Regions from separate parts of the Homo sapiens genome. Here region 1 is linked to region 2. A link is a contact called in ENCODE Hi-C or POLR2A ChIA-PET data. All regions are on one chromosome and are shown on one strand. The core of a region is the stretch at or near the end of the contact, and the rest is flanking DNA. Distances in the headings are between cores, read along the strand shown.

The links. Hi-C counts contacts between places; a loop is a spot of excess contacts on that map. ChIA-PET counts read pairs that join two places held with the same protein, here RNA polymerase II (POLR2A). Pooled maps may share reads with other maps.
Region 1: a pooled map shows a loop between it and region 2 (5-fold over the local background). The contact joins two enhancer-like sites. A Hi-C loop is called at or near these places in 1 of 37 single-sample maps with no recorded cell type and 5 of 50 pooled maps. POLR2A ChIA-PET finds 5 or more read pairs at or near these places in 2 of 52 experiments (AG04449 and T-cell).

What each region holds. Positions count from the first base shown.
Region 1 is chr12:131,999,011-132,005,569 of GRCh38, reverse strand. EP400 (E1A binding protein p400) reads right to left here. Exons shown (of 53, transcript NM_015409.5): 13 at 386-493. Among named protein-coding and RNA genes, the nearest start is that of SNORA49, 29 kb to the left of the region's middle. Within about 2 kb of position 4,486, at least 2 of the 41 ENCODE cell types and tissues checked have a DNase peak (open chromatin) inside an H3K27ac peak, as active enhancers do.
Region 2 is chr12:131,770,261-131,776,339 of GRCh38, reverse strand. All of the region lies in intron 13 of SFSWAP (splicing factor SWAP), which reads right to left. Among named protein-coding and RNA genes, the nearest start is that of MMP17, 55 kb to the left of the region's middle. RefSeq lists enhancers at 1,654-2,278, 2,358-2,547, 2,279-2,904. Within about 2 kb of position 2,264, at least 6 of the 41 ENCODE cell types and tissues checked have a DNase peak (open chromatin) inside an H3K27ac peak, as active enhancers do.

The DNA of each region.
Region 1 (6,559 bases), core at 3,237-5,736, 230 kb before region 2:
AGACCTTTTCTGGTATGCTCTGTGCATCTGTTTAGAAAGTCTAATACCAAGTAAAATAAACTACTCAAAACTGGTGTGTTGAACAAACACAGCACAGCCTGAATAAATATATCTAGGTCCATAAAACAATGATGTTTATAAATCTAGAGAAAAATATTTTTACATCCTTCACAACATGATCAAGTGCCCCGATAACTGTGCCAGGTTAATAAATTAAAAGCACGGAATTTAATAAAATTCTATTCAATATAAAGATACTTATTAAATATTTCTAATTTTTTATTTTATCAAACTAAAAGAAATTTTCTAAATCTTATTTTAAGTCTTTGTAAGTACTCCGGCTTCTGCTTTTAACCCTGAATTCTTCCAAAGGCTGGGAGCGCACCTTCCTCTCCGCTTGTGTCCTCCCCATCAGGCTTCGGCCGGGGCCACTGAGAACTCGGCAGGAAGGCGCCTTCGTACAGCTTCATCAGGTCCAGGAGGGGCAGCTCAGCTGCAGAGGGTTGCGGGCAGAAGGGCTGTTACTTTATAACAACAACTGTAATTTAAATTGGGAAGGAGCAGCAGCCAGGAGAACCACGGTAAGAAGGGCAAGGGGCTCCCTCTCACATGTATTCCTTTTTCCAGCTTTAGATCACTCCTTGGAAAAAGATTATATTGTCTAAAAGCACACTTGTTTTTTCTAAAAACTAAAATGGTTGCCCATTACTGATAAAAGGTGTAAAATATTTTGTTGGGGGATGCAAGGGGAATGATGAGAAATTACTTAGTAGGTGCAACACACATTTGGGTCATGACATACCAGAGACCCAGACTTCACCACTACACAGTACAGCCAGGAAACAGCACTGTACTTGCACCCCTGAAATTTATGCAAATTTTTAAAAGTATAAAATATTTTCTCTATAAAGATGAGAATCTTTGAAAGAAACTCAATTGTATTCACAAAAGATTTAAAATATCTGAAATAATCTAAATGAACAGTAACAGTATAGACTAATAAATAAAAATGTAAAAAGTGAACACCATTGATAGGAAATAACTGATGAAGATGATATATAAAAATACAAAATATCAAATGAAGAAACAAAAAGCAAAAATGTTAAAAAGTATAATAAAACATAATTAAGCTTTTTTTATAAAACACTCACCCTAATTGCTTAAAAAAAAATACCACACATTAATTAAATCCCCAATAACAGTGGGCAAAGGATATGAAGCTGTTACATACATAAAAGTGTAAAGGGCAATAAAATGTTTTTTCATTAATCATCCCTGGAAATCAGTGCACAATTTGTTAAGTACCAAATTATCAACCACCTTAAAATCATAACACTGGGAAATTATTATGAATTAGATACTCCCACATGCTGCTGATAATGGCATAAACTGGCTGGATTTTTCTGGAAATCAACACGGAAAGCTGAAGGGCTTTGGAATCCAATGCCCTCAACCTCATCATTTCCCCTTTTAGTGAGTCTATCCAGAGGAATGACAGAAATGTGAACCCAGATTTCTGTTCAAAGAATGTTCACACAGTGGTAGATCTAACAGGGGAAAACCCTTTAGTTGGGCTGTGTACTTGTGATATGTGAGCTTGTTTGCATCTGTATTTTATGTCAAAGACTGTTGAGCCAAAACAACAAATGCCATGGACAAGCACCCTACAAGGACCATGTTAAAGGCACTGTCCACTTGGGACTAGCAAAACACTTTTTGAATTCATTTGCTCAGGATGTTAAATATTTGCCACACTGGCTTGATGGACATAGACCTAATGGAGCCCAGTGAAAGTAAGTGTTGGCTGTGGAATTCAGGTGGTGTGTCCATGATGTTCCTAACAAGGTTCTTCACCTTTCCTGTCTGTCTGATGCTTCCAGAGCGAAATGCTGGGATGCACCACTACAGCATATGATGCTATATGTAAGTAGGAAAAACAAGCCAAACCACTGGAAACTTCCAGTAAGAAGATAATTCTGTAAGGTGTCTCAGAACAAACAATACACAGAAATCAGCCTCCACATATGGAAATGAGTTAGAAAATGAAATCGAAGAAAAAAAAACCTGTTTAGACAGAAAATTAAATACAGTCGTCCCTCAGTATCCCTGAGAAGGTGGTTCCAAGGCCCCTTTCGATACCAAAATCCAAGGATGCTCAAGTCCCTTATATAAAGTAATGTATATTTGCACGTAACCTATACACATCCTCTCATATATTTTAAATAATCTCTAGGTTACTTATAATACCTAATACAATGTGAATGCTATGTAAATAGTTGTTACACATTTTTTTGGTATCTTTTTTGTAATTGTTGTACTGTTATTTTGGCTTATTTGGTTTGGGGGGTTTTTTTGGTTGGCTGTTTTTTTTTTTTTTAATATTTCTTTTAGAGATGGGGTCTTGCTATGTTGCCCAGGCTGAACTTGAACTCCTGGGCTCAAGTGACCATCCTGCCTCAGTCTCCCAAGCAGCCAGGATTACAGGTGTGAGCCACCACACCCAGCTGTGTTCTTATTTTTTACTGTTTTGCTTTGTTTTGTTTTTGGTAAATATTTTCTATCTGTAGTTGATCAAATTCATGGATTTGAAACCCATGGACATGAAGAGCTAAATATACTTAGAATTAAACTTTCAAAAATTCCACATCTCTGTGAAGAAAGCTCTAAGAGGTTCCTGAAGACCATGAAGAAGCCTTGACCCAATGAGAGGCTCTGCTCATGGATTCAGCTCGACACCATAAAGACAATGGGATCCCCAGGAACCCACCTCCTGGTGTTCACTCCTGGTCTCTCCCACACTGACCTGGCCTGACCGGTGTGACCACCATATGTGAGAATGACCGTAGGTGACTTCCAAGACTCAGCTACAAAAGATACTACAGTGTCTATCCTGCTCCCTCATGGATATTTGCTCTCGGACACCAGCCCCAGGTCAGGAGGACACTCAGCCTGCCCTCAGCATGCAACCAGAGCCCATCAGCTGGCAGAATGAACCAGCCTGGAATGGCATCCTCCAGCCTGCTACATCAAGCCTTCTGAAAACCATCTTCACAGGAGACCTGTGCCACAACCACCCAGCAAGGCTGCTCCCAAACTCTGCCCCACAGAGTATACAGCGCTAATTTAATAGGATATCTAGTAAGTCAAGAATGCGCACCATAATCAGATAGCCCCTACAACAAGAATACAGAAAGCTAACAGAGAAGAGGAAATGAAATAATTTGTAAATACTTGCCTGATGCTTTAACCATAAAGAGATTGACTAAAGAACAGGTGAGAAAATACAAGATAAATTTTAAAATTAGGATAGATCTAGGCCCAATTATTAATAGAACAGGCTTAAATTTAATACAAATGTACTAAACACTCCAATTTAGAGACATAGGGACATTAGAATAAACTGTAGGGCAGAGAAGACCAACTATATGCTGTTTACAAGAGACATGCTTTACAAAAGAACACAGATCAGAAGTTAACAGAAACTCTCTCTAGAGGAAACTCCTTCACTGTCAGGCCTAAAGTAACTTCCACAATGAAGTTCCAATATGTGGGCGGCAAGCCATCCAGGTGCCGAGGCAAGAGACCGAGGGCACGAGCTGTTCCAGTGTAATAAAATATATAAAACAACAAGAGTTATACTAGATCTAGATCATAGACATGATTATATACGAATATCATTAATCACTAGTTTGTAGCAATTACTCTTTATTCCAATATTATAATAATCCTCGCTCTATAATCATAACCTAGGAAAAGCCAGCCCATACAGAGATAGGAGCTGAGGAGACATAGTGAGGAGTGACCAGAAGACAAGAGTGCGAGCCTTCTGTTATGCCCGGACAGGGCCACCAGAGGGCTCCTGGGTCTAGCGGTAACGCCAGGATCTGGGAAGACGCCTGTTGTAGCCTCAGTGTCAAGGAAAAACACCTGCTACTTAGCGGACCGGGAAAGGGAGTCTCCCTTTCCTTGTGGGGAGTTTAGAGAAGACTCTACTCCTCCACCTCTTGTGGAGGCCCTGACATCAGTCAGGCCCACGCACAGTTATCCGGAGGCCTAACCGTCTCCCTGTGATGCTGTGCTTCAGTGGTCACACTCCTAGTCTGCTTTCATGTTCCATCCTGTACACGTGGCTCTGCCTTTTAGATAACAGTAGCAAAATTAGTGAAAGTACTAAAAGTCTCTGATATGCAGAAATAATGGCGTAAGCTGTCTCTCTCTCTCTGCCTCGGCTGCCAGGCAGGGGAGGGCCCCCTGTCCAGTGGACACGTAACCCACGTGACCCTACCTATCATTGGAGATGACTCACACTATTTACCCTGCCCCTTTTGCTTTGTATCCAATAAATAATAGCGCAGCCAGACATTCGGGGCCACTACCAGTCTCCGCGTCTTGGTGGGAGTGGTCCCCTGGGCCCAGCTGTCTTTTCTTTTATCTCTTTGTCTCGTGTCTTTATTTCCACAATCTCTCGTCTCCACACACGGTGGGAAGAAACCCACCGACCCTGTGGGGCTGGTCCCTACACCAATAAATTGTCAAAAATCACAAAGTACGCTAGGAAACAATGTACCATCAGCAGAAACCAGGATTCATAAACGACAGCAGAATCAGACCTGCAAAAACATCACCCATGCAATTATTAGGCAGAGATTATAAAATTTCATATTTGAAGAAATAAAAGAGATGACTGAAAGTCTGAATACAGAGCAAGAGATAATTTTAAAATTTCATGTAGGTTTTCTAAAAAACCATTGGGAATGTCTTAAAACAAACTGGTAACTGGAATTTAACACTTAATCAATGGGTTAACAAAAGACTAGGAAGAGCTTAAAAGAGAATTCATAAAATAGAACACAGATGTGATAAAATTATCTAGAATCAAGTAAAACTGATGACGTAATAGGATAACAATTCTAAACCTATATATGCACATACTAACATAGTCTCAAAATACATAAAATGAAAACTGACAGAAACTTAAGGAGAAATAGGTACTCATTATCATAATGGAACATTTTAACATACTTCTCTCAGTAATTGATAGAGCAAGAAGACAAAAATCAGTAAGGATAAGAACTGGATAATGCAATCAACAAGTTCTACCTGGTGGACTGAGAGAGAGAATTGTACCATAACCTGATGAATGCATGTTGTTTTAAAGCATGTATGGAATGTTTATAAACTGGTCCATTCAAAACCTACCTCAACAAAATCCAGGTCAGTGAGAATCCCATACATCTTCTGTCTGATCAAAATGCAATTAATGTAGAATAATAATAAAAATATATATTGAAAACCCTGTATTGTTTGGAAATTAAGAAACATCCTTCTAAATAACTCATGGGTCAATAAAATATATATACAGGGGAAATCAGAAAATATTTAAAACTGAATAATAAATATGATATTCAGCTAAAGCAGTATTACGGAAAAATTCAGACCCTTAAATGTTTATATTAATGAGCTGATGAAAATTAGGAAGCTAGTCATCCAAGTTAAAAACTCAGAAAAAGATGTTTTTAAAAAAGAAATACTACGAGCAGAAACAAAACAGAAAACAATATACAGGCGCCAGATTAAAAAAAAAAAAAAAGAATCTGACAAACTTTTGACAAGACTATCAAGAAAACAGGCATAAATACACAGTATTAGGAGAAAGAAGGGACATACATACAAACACAGCCAAGATCGGAAACACTGTAAGGAGAAATTATTGACAATGTATGCCAATAAATTTTAAAATGTAGATGAAATAAAGAAATTCCTAGAAAATTTGACTATCATAATTGACTATGAAGAAAAGAAAAAGTCATATTCCTCAATTTAATGTATGAGGGCCAGGCACGGTGGCTCAGCCTGTAACCCCAGCACTTTGGGAGGCTCAGGTGGGCAGATCACCTGAGGTCAGGAGTTGGAGACCAGCCTGGGCAACACGGTAAAACCCTATCTCTACTAAAAATATAAAAAATAGCCAGGCATGGTGGCTGGTGCCTATAATCCCAGCTACTCAGGAGGCTGAGGCAGGAGAATCGCTTGAACCCAGGAGGCGGAGGTTGCAGTGAGCTGAGATCGTGCCACTGCACTCCAGCCTGGGCGACAGAGCAAGACTGTCAAAACAAACAAACAAAGCATGCAATACCCACCTACAACATAAACACTGAAGAATAGATACAAACTTCACTAATCTTATAAAAATATCTACAAGAACCCTATACACTATGTCCATTTATGAAACATTAAAGGTATCATCATAGTCATCCTGAGAGCAGCAGTGAAGAGCACACCGTAGGACACGTCAGGCCAAGGCTTCCACGCACTGCAAATCCTCAGAAGAACACTGGTTATCCCATTTACAACTGAGAAAAACACCACGGAGAGCTCAGACAACCTGACCGAGGCCGTGGGGTCAGTAGGCAACAAACATTAGGTTTGAACCATGCAGTTATGACTCAAAACTCTAATAATCTGCCTTTCTACTGAAAGTGCTCTCTTTCAAAGCAAGAACAAGCCAATGTTGTCCACCACTAGCACGAACTCAACACTTTACTGAAAGTCCTACCTA
Region 2 (6,079 bases), core at 1,015-3,514:
GTTGTGGGTGTGCGGCGGGCAAGAGGGCAGGGATGAATTCCTCCTTGGGATCTGATGGCCGCTATGAGGTTCATCTTTAAGTCTCTGCCTAAATTATCTCCAGGGACATTTTGGCAAAAAAATCCACTTTACTGTGGGACAGTTCTTATCAAAAAGGTCTTTCTCATTTAAAATTCTGTTAAGTGTAACAATATTTTTCAGGTCAAACTTTTAAATATTTTATTATTTTTGTTTGTTTTGAGGCAGAGTCTTGCTCTGTTGCCGGGGTGGAGTGCAGTGGCGTGATCTCAGCTCACCGCAACCTCCGCCTTCCGGCCTCAAGTGATTCTTGTGCCTCAGCCTCCTGAGTAGCTGGGATTACAGGCATGTGCCATCATGCTCAGCTAATTTTTTTTTTTTTTTTTGTATTTTTAGTAGAGAAAGGGTTTTGCTATTTTGGCCAGGCTGGTCTCAAACTCCTGGCCTCAAGTGAACTGCACACCTCAGCATCCCAAAGTGCTGAGATTACGGGCGTGAACCACCGTGCCCAGCTAAAATATTTTATTGCTTACATAATTCTAACACACAAACGTCCAATGACAAAGCAAGCTCTATATCCAAGAACACCCCCACTCTGGCATTAGTCAGGATTTGCCCACAAGCAATGCTAAATGATCCTTTAAATTAAACATACAATAAATAAAAAGGTAGTAAGCTTTACAACTTCAGAGGCTCAACATCCTAGCTATGGCCTCTCCCATACACACCGAAAGGGAGAGGGCTTCCATTCTGCAAAGAGCAAAGAACACAGGTTTGCGAGCTGAGCACATCCTCTGAGGCGAGCCCTGGGTGGACACCAGAGAAATCAGCTGATGCACTAAAAAAATGCCAGTATCCACGGCCTCTACATCAGGAGCACACGCTGCGCAGAAAGCAAGCCGGCCCAGGGGCTGAAAGACGCCATTGGGAACCTCAACACGGGCACCTGTGAGTGTTCGGGAAGTCAGAGCTGCTGCAGGTCCTTTCAACAAGGCCCGGGATTTCCCCAGGAAAACAAAGAGAGAGCTGAAGAGAAGGAGAGCTGAGACACATACTCCACCCTCGAGTAAGGAGTTTGTTCTGTGACGAGAAGGAAGAGAAACACGTCTTTGCTGTCTTTTTCTGGTGAAGAACTCTCCTCATTTACTCTCTCCACGCTCACAAAATCACTGCACTAATTTGGTGTGTGATTGGTAAGGCGCTGTGTTAAAACAGAGGGGAGATGGAAAAACATGGTCCCTGGCAAACGTCTGTGAAAGACAAAACCAAACGGGCGCGAGACGCCATCTGAGGCACAGTCAAGACAAACAGGAGTGCGAGGAGTCAACTCTCCAGCTGAGTTTCTATTCATATTTCTACTGCCAACTTAATGATTTGAGCCTCCAAACTTTTTTTTTTGCCTTTATCCTAACTAATGCCTGTCATTAATAATACTTATCTCACCACTGTGCTTAAAGACTAGGGCTCCATTTTGAAGCGACGGGACAATCTGAATCAACACTTTCAAATGTCACTTGTAATCAAGTCCAGGTCTATTTATTCCAACAACACGATCATCCTTCACCATGAAGGTGAAAACTAGAGCTGTTGTGACCTCTGCCAGGCTGAATTAAGATGGTTCATTATGTTGACATTACTGCTTTTTTCAGCTTCAAGTGCTAAAAGTGAACAAGGACTGATGCCAAACACAGCTTCCCAGAAACCACAGCTGCCTTTGAGATGCATTTTTAATATTCCAGCAAAAATGATCAAAACGGAAGTCATGTTTGAATGTAGGGGGGCAGACGTACATTGGTTTAGGTAGAGTCCGGGACAAAGCAAATAACTTCTGAAAAATGGTCATTTATGAGAGCATTAACAGCTTACCGCCGGCCACTTCTGTAACACTGGAAATTAACATTGATTAGTCCCCCTGTGTCACGATGAAGTATTTGGCAACAAAATTAGCACATGAACCAGCAACGATTATTTCCTACTGTGGCAAAACAAACCGCTCAAAAGCAGACTGACTTTGTATCTGATTGTATTTGAAAATAAAAGAAATCTTATTTGTGAAGGACACTACATTAACTATGAAAGGGATAACCAACACTGCGGCGTTGCTCTCCATCCCTTCACCCAGCCCCACTGCCCTACCACGTCCTGCCCAGGTGCATCCTCCCACCCCTGCCTCCACTCTGCTCCAGCGCCCCGTGCCCCGCAGCCACACTGTCTCAGCGGAAATGCGGCTCTCATCCTGTCGGTCTCTCGTGCTCACTTATTCTGGCGTCCCAGGCTCTCCACAACTGGCCTCCCATTGTCATTCCGGTTCTGCCTGAGAAAGTGTCTTCCTGAGTGGGGCCACCTGTCCTTTACCACTTGTGGGTCTTTGGCCCTCGTGGGCCCTCACTATTCTGGTAAGCTCCTCAAGGCCTCGCCTGAGCCCCAGGTCCCGGAGCCGCCACTCTCCTCCTGGCTGTGCTGTCCTGATGGAAATGCCCATGTGTGAACAGCAACAGCTCAAATGCAGTCATGGTCACTGGTTAACAAGCAAGCTTCTAATGCATATCCCAAAGCACCTCAGCACCTAGCACACAGCAGAGATTCAGCAAACACAGGCAGGTTTCAGTTCCTATTTCCTTTTCAAACTCTTACTGGAATTGTAAACTTGGCAGATCAGTAACTTGAAAACATTTGTGGGCTGGGTGCAGTGGCTCATGCCTGTCATCCTAGCATCTTGAGAGGCCAAGGCGGGAGAACTGCTTGAGGCCAGGAGTTCAAGACCAGTCTGGGCAATATAGCAAAATCCCATCTCTACCAAAAATACAAAAAAATTTAGCTGGGCATGGTGGCAAGTGCATGTAAGTCCTAGCTACTTTGGAGGCTGAGGTAGGAGGAGTGCTTCAGGCCGGGAGGTCAAGGCTGCAGTGAGCTGTGATGGTACCACTGCATTCTAGCTCGGGCGACAGAGTGAGACTCTCTCAAAAAGAAAAAGAAAAAAAATTTGTGGAATCTAAGAAATCATCCTGCAGTCTGTTGCTACTATGTAAATGACCGCATGAAAAAAGGGGTTCAATGAAGACTTCTCCCTTCTCTTCATCCTGGATTACGAACACACACTAGGAATGAAGAGAGAATGTATGTGATACAGGCAGGAGGCAGGGAAATACTGGTGAGGGCTTCACACTCAAGCCTGGACCCGTGGCCCAAAGTGACAACTATCCCTGTTTTCCCACCTGAATGTTGCCTTTTGGCCTGCTCTGCCCCCTATCCTGTGCCCATAAGAACCCCAGACTCCAGACAAAGGGGACACACACAGAAGAGAAAGCATCTGAGCAAAGAGAGGAGAGGAAGCAGCTGGATGTTGGAGAGGAGTTTGGCTGAGGGATGGCCAGACTCCAGGGGAAAATTATCTTCCTGCTGTACCCCCTTGTCAGCTTCCCTTTCTGCTGAGAGCCACTTCCACAGCTCAATAAAGTCCTCCATATTCACCACCCTTTAATTCGTTCGTGTGACCTGATTCTTGCTGGACGCCGGACAAGAACTCAGGTACCAAGAGGGCAGGGTGTAAAGGCTGTCACCCTGACCCTCCACTGAGCTGATTAACACTCAACACTGATTGTAACACAGGCTTTCTGAGGCTCCAGGGGTCACAGACACCCACTCCCAGATGGCAGAGCTAAAAGAGCATTGTAATATGCTTGGAGGCTGCCGTGAGGCCAGCGCAGAGCCTGCTCCCGCCAGAGAGGAGAGTTCCTTTGCTCTGGTTCCCGCACCTGTCCGTTCGTGTGGTCCCTCCCGTAAGGGATTGAGTGGCAGCCGAGAAAACGAGCCACCCCCTGTGCCAGTCCTGAGAAGGGTCAAGGGAACTCTCCAGTCTCCTATGCAGGTTTATATGCATGATTTTTGCATATGCTTTTATATATTTTATATGCCACTTGAAAAATTTAGAGTGCTGCCAATATCTTTCCATGCCAATAGGCACACTTTAGGACATCATTTACAACTGTACCTGAATATGTAAAATCACCTTTCCTAACGATCAACGGGACTGAACAGGAACATGGATGCAGAAAGATCGAGTACAAATGGGAATTCAGCACGTTGTAAAGAAGGCTCTGTGAGTCACTGGGGAAAAGATGTATGACTTAGTGAATGCGTTGCATCGATAGTGACGTGCTCCTCAAACTCAAATAAATTCCAAGTATGGCAGGTCAGAAATGTACCGGGGAAAAAATGTTTGTGACACTGATGACAAACAGCTAACATGACGCAGCATAAGACAAAGAAAGGGCCCTTCCTAGGTCGAAGAAACATGGGCCCAGGCTAAGGGAAAGCCAGTTCAAAAGGCAGCAGACAATGCCAAGAAACATTAGCAAAGTGGCCGGGAGCGGTGGCTCAGGCTTGTAATCCCAGCACTTTGAGAGGCTGAGGCGGGCTGATCACGAGGTCAAGAGATTGAGACCATCCTGGCCAACATGGTGAAACCCTGTCTCTACTAAAAATACAAAAATTACCTGGGCGTGGTGGCGCCCGCCTATAGTCCCAGCTACTTGGGAGGCTGAGGCAGGAGAATCACTTGAACCCGGGAGGCAGAGGTTGCAGTGAGCCAATTGAGCCGAGATCGCGCTACTGCACTCCAGCCTGGAGACAGAGCGAGACTCCGTCTCAAAAAAAAAAAAAAAAAAAAAAGAGACATTAGCAAAATGACTCAGTGTTACTTACCATTAAATATGTAAGTTAAAGCAGATGCTGCTTTCCCACCGAAAGGCTGATGGTAACCAATGCCGACAGGGACATGAAGAAATAGTTCGCACACCCTACGGGGGCAAATAAAACTGCTACGGTCCCTTCAGAGGTCAACTGAGCAGTATCTCAAATTAAAAAAGGAATTCCATGGTGAGGATTTCCCCCGTGGGTGCACTCACTGGAGTACACAAGACACAGGACACAGATTGGGTGAAAGCGGCATCGTTCACAAAGACAGACCCACAGCTCACATTTCCCACAGCAGGGGAGGGGCACACACAGAGGGGGTGATTTACAGGTAAACTACTTAAAGTCATTCGGTCACTAAATACCTACCGAGTGCCTGTAACACACCAAACACTACTGTAAGCATTGATAACAGAAGGATCTCTACTGTAAGTGAAAAAAGTTGTCAGAAAAATATGTAGGGTATGATCCCCTATGAGGTTTTACACCTCCACATACATGAATCGAATTGAGTTTTTCCCCTCAAGGATTCACTTGGCCTCCCAAAGTGTTCGGAAACAAACGGGGTAGATGCACACGACCGAGCACCATTCAACTGTAAAAAGGAAGGGGGTCCAATGCGGCTGCTGCATGGCTGGACCCAGAGGATACCACGCTAGGTGAAGTCAGCCAGGCACAGAAGCACAGACACTGCAGAATCCCACACACATGCGGTCCCCAGGAGTCCCGTTCACAGAGGCTGCAAGCAGGTGGGTGCCAGGGCTGGGGGAGGGGAGGGCAGAGAGTTACTATTTAATGGCTACAGAGTTTTGGTTTTAGAAGATGGACATCCTGGGAACGGTTGGGTGGTAATAGTTGCACAGTGTGAATATACTTAATGCCAGCATAAACTGCACAGTTAAAAACGGTAAAATGGTAACCTTTATGTTAAAAACTCAAACTCTACAGAAGGGAGAGAATTGGAGGAATTTTAAAAAGTGCCATTTCCACAGGAATTAAAAAAATACACAAGAAAGAAAGGACCTCTCCTCTTTGTTTTATACCTTTCTCTAGCATTGGAACTTTAAAAATCATATGTATACATCAGTTTTATAGAAAGTAAAGACAGAGAAGTGACTGTCCTTCAGGCACATAAGCTGCACTGTGGCTGTTTTCAGTTAACTTTAAGGTGACAGCAAAATTCCTGCCATGTTATGCCAGGCCTTGTGTAAGGGAGTGTCCTCATGCCACCCTGCAGAGCCAGCCCGAGCTAGCCACGGCCCCGACAGACCTGGGGGTGCCATGAGCCTCCTGGTGCCGACGTGCCCTCAGCCACGCAGGCTTCCTCACCCAGGGCGTGCGGTGGCCGAATGTGGTCTTGTCTCAA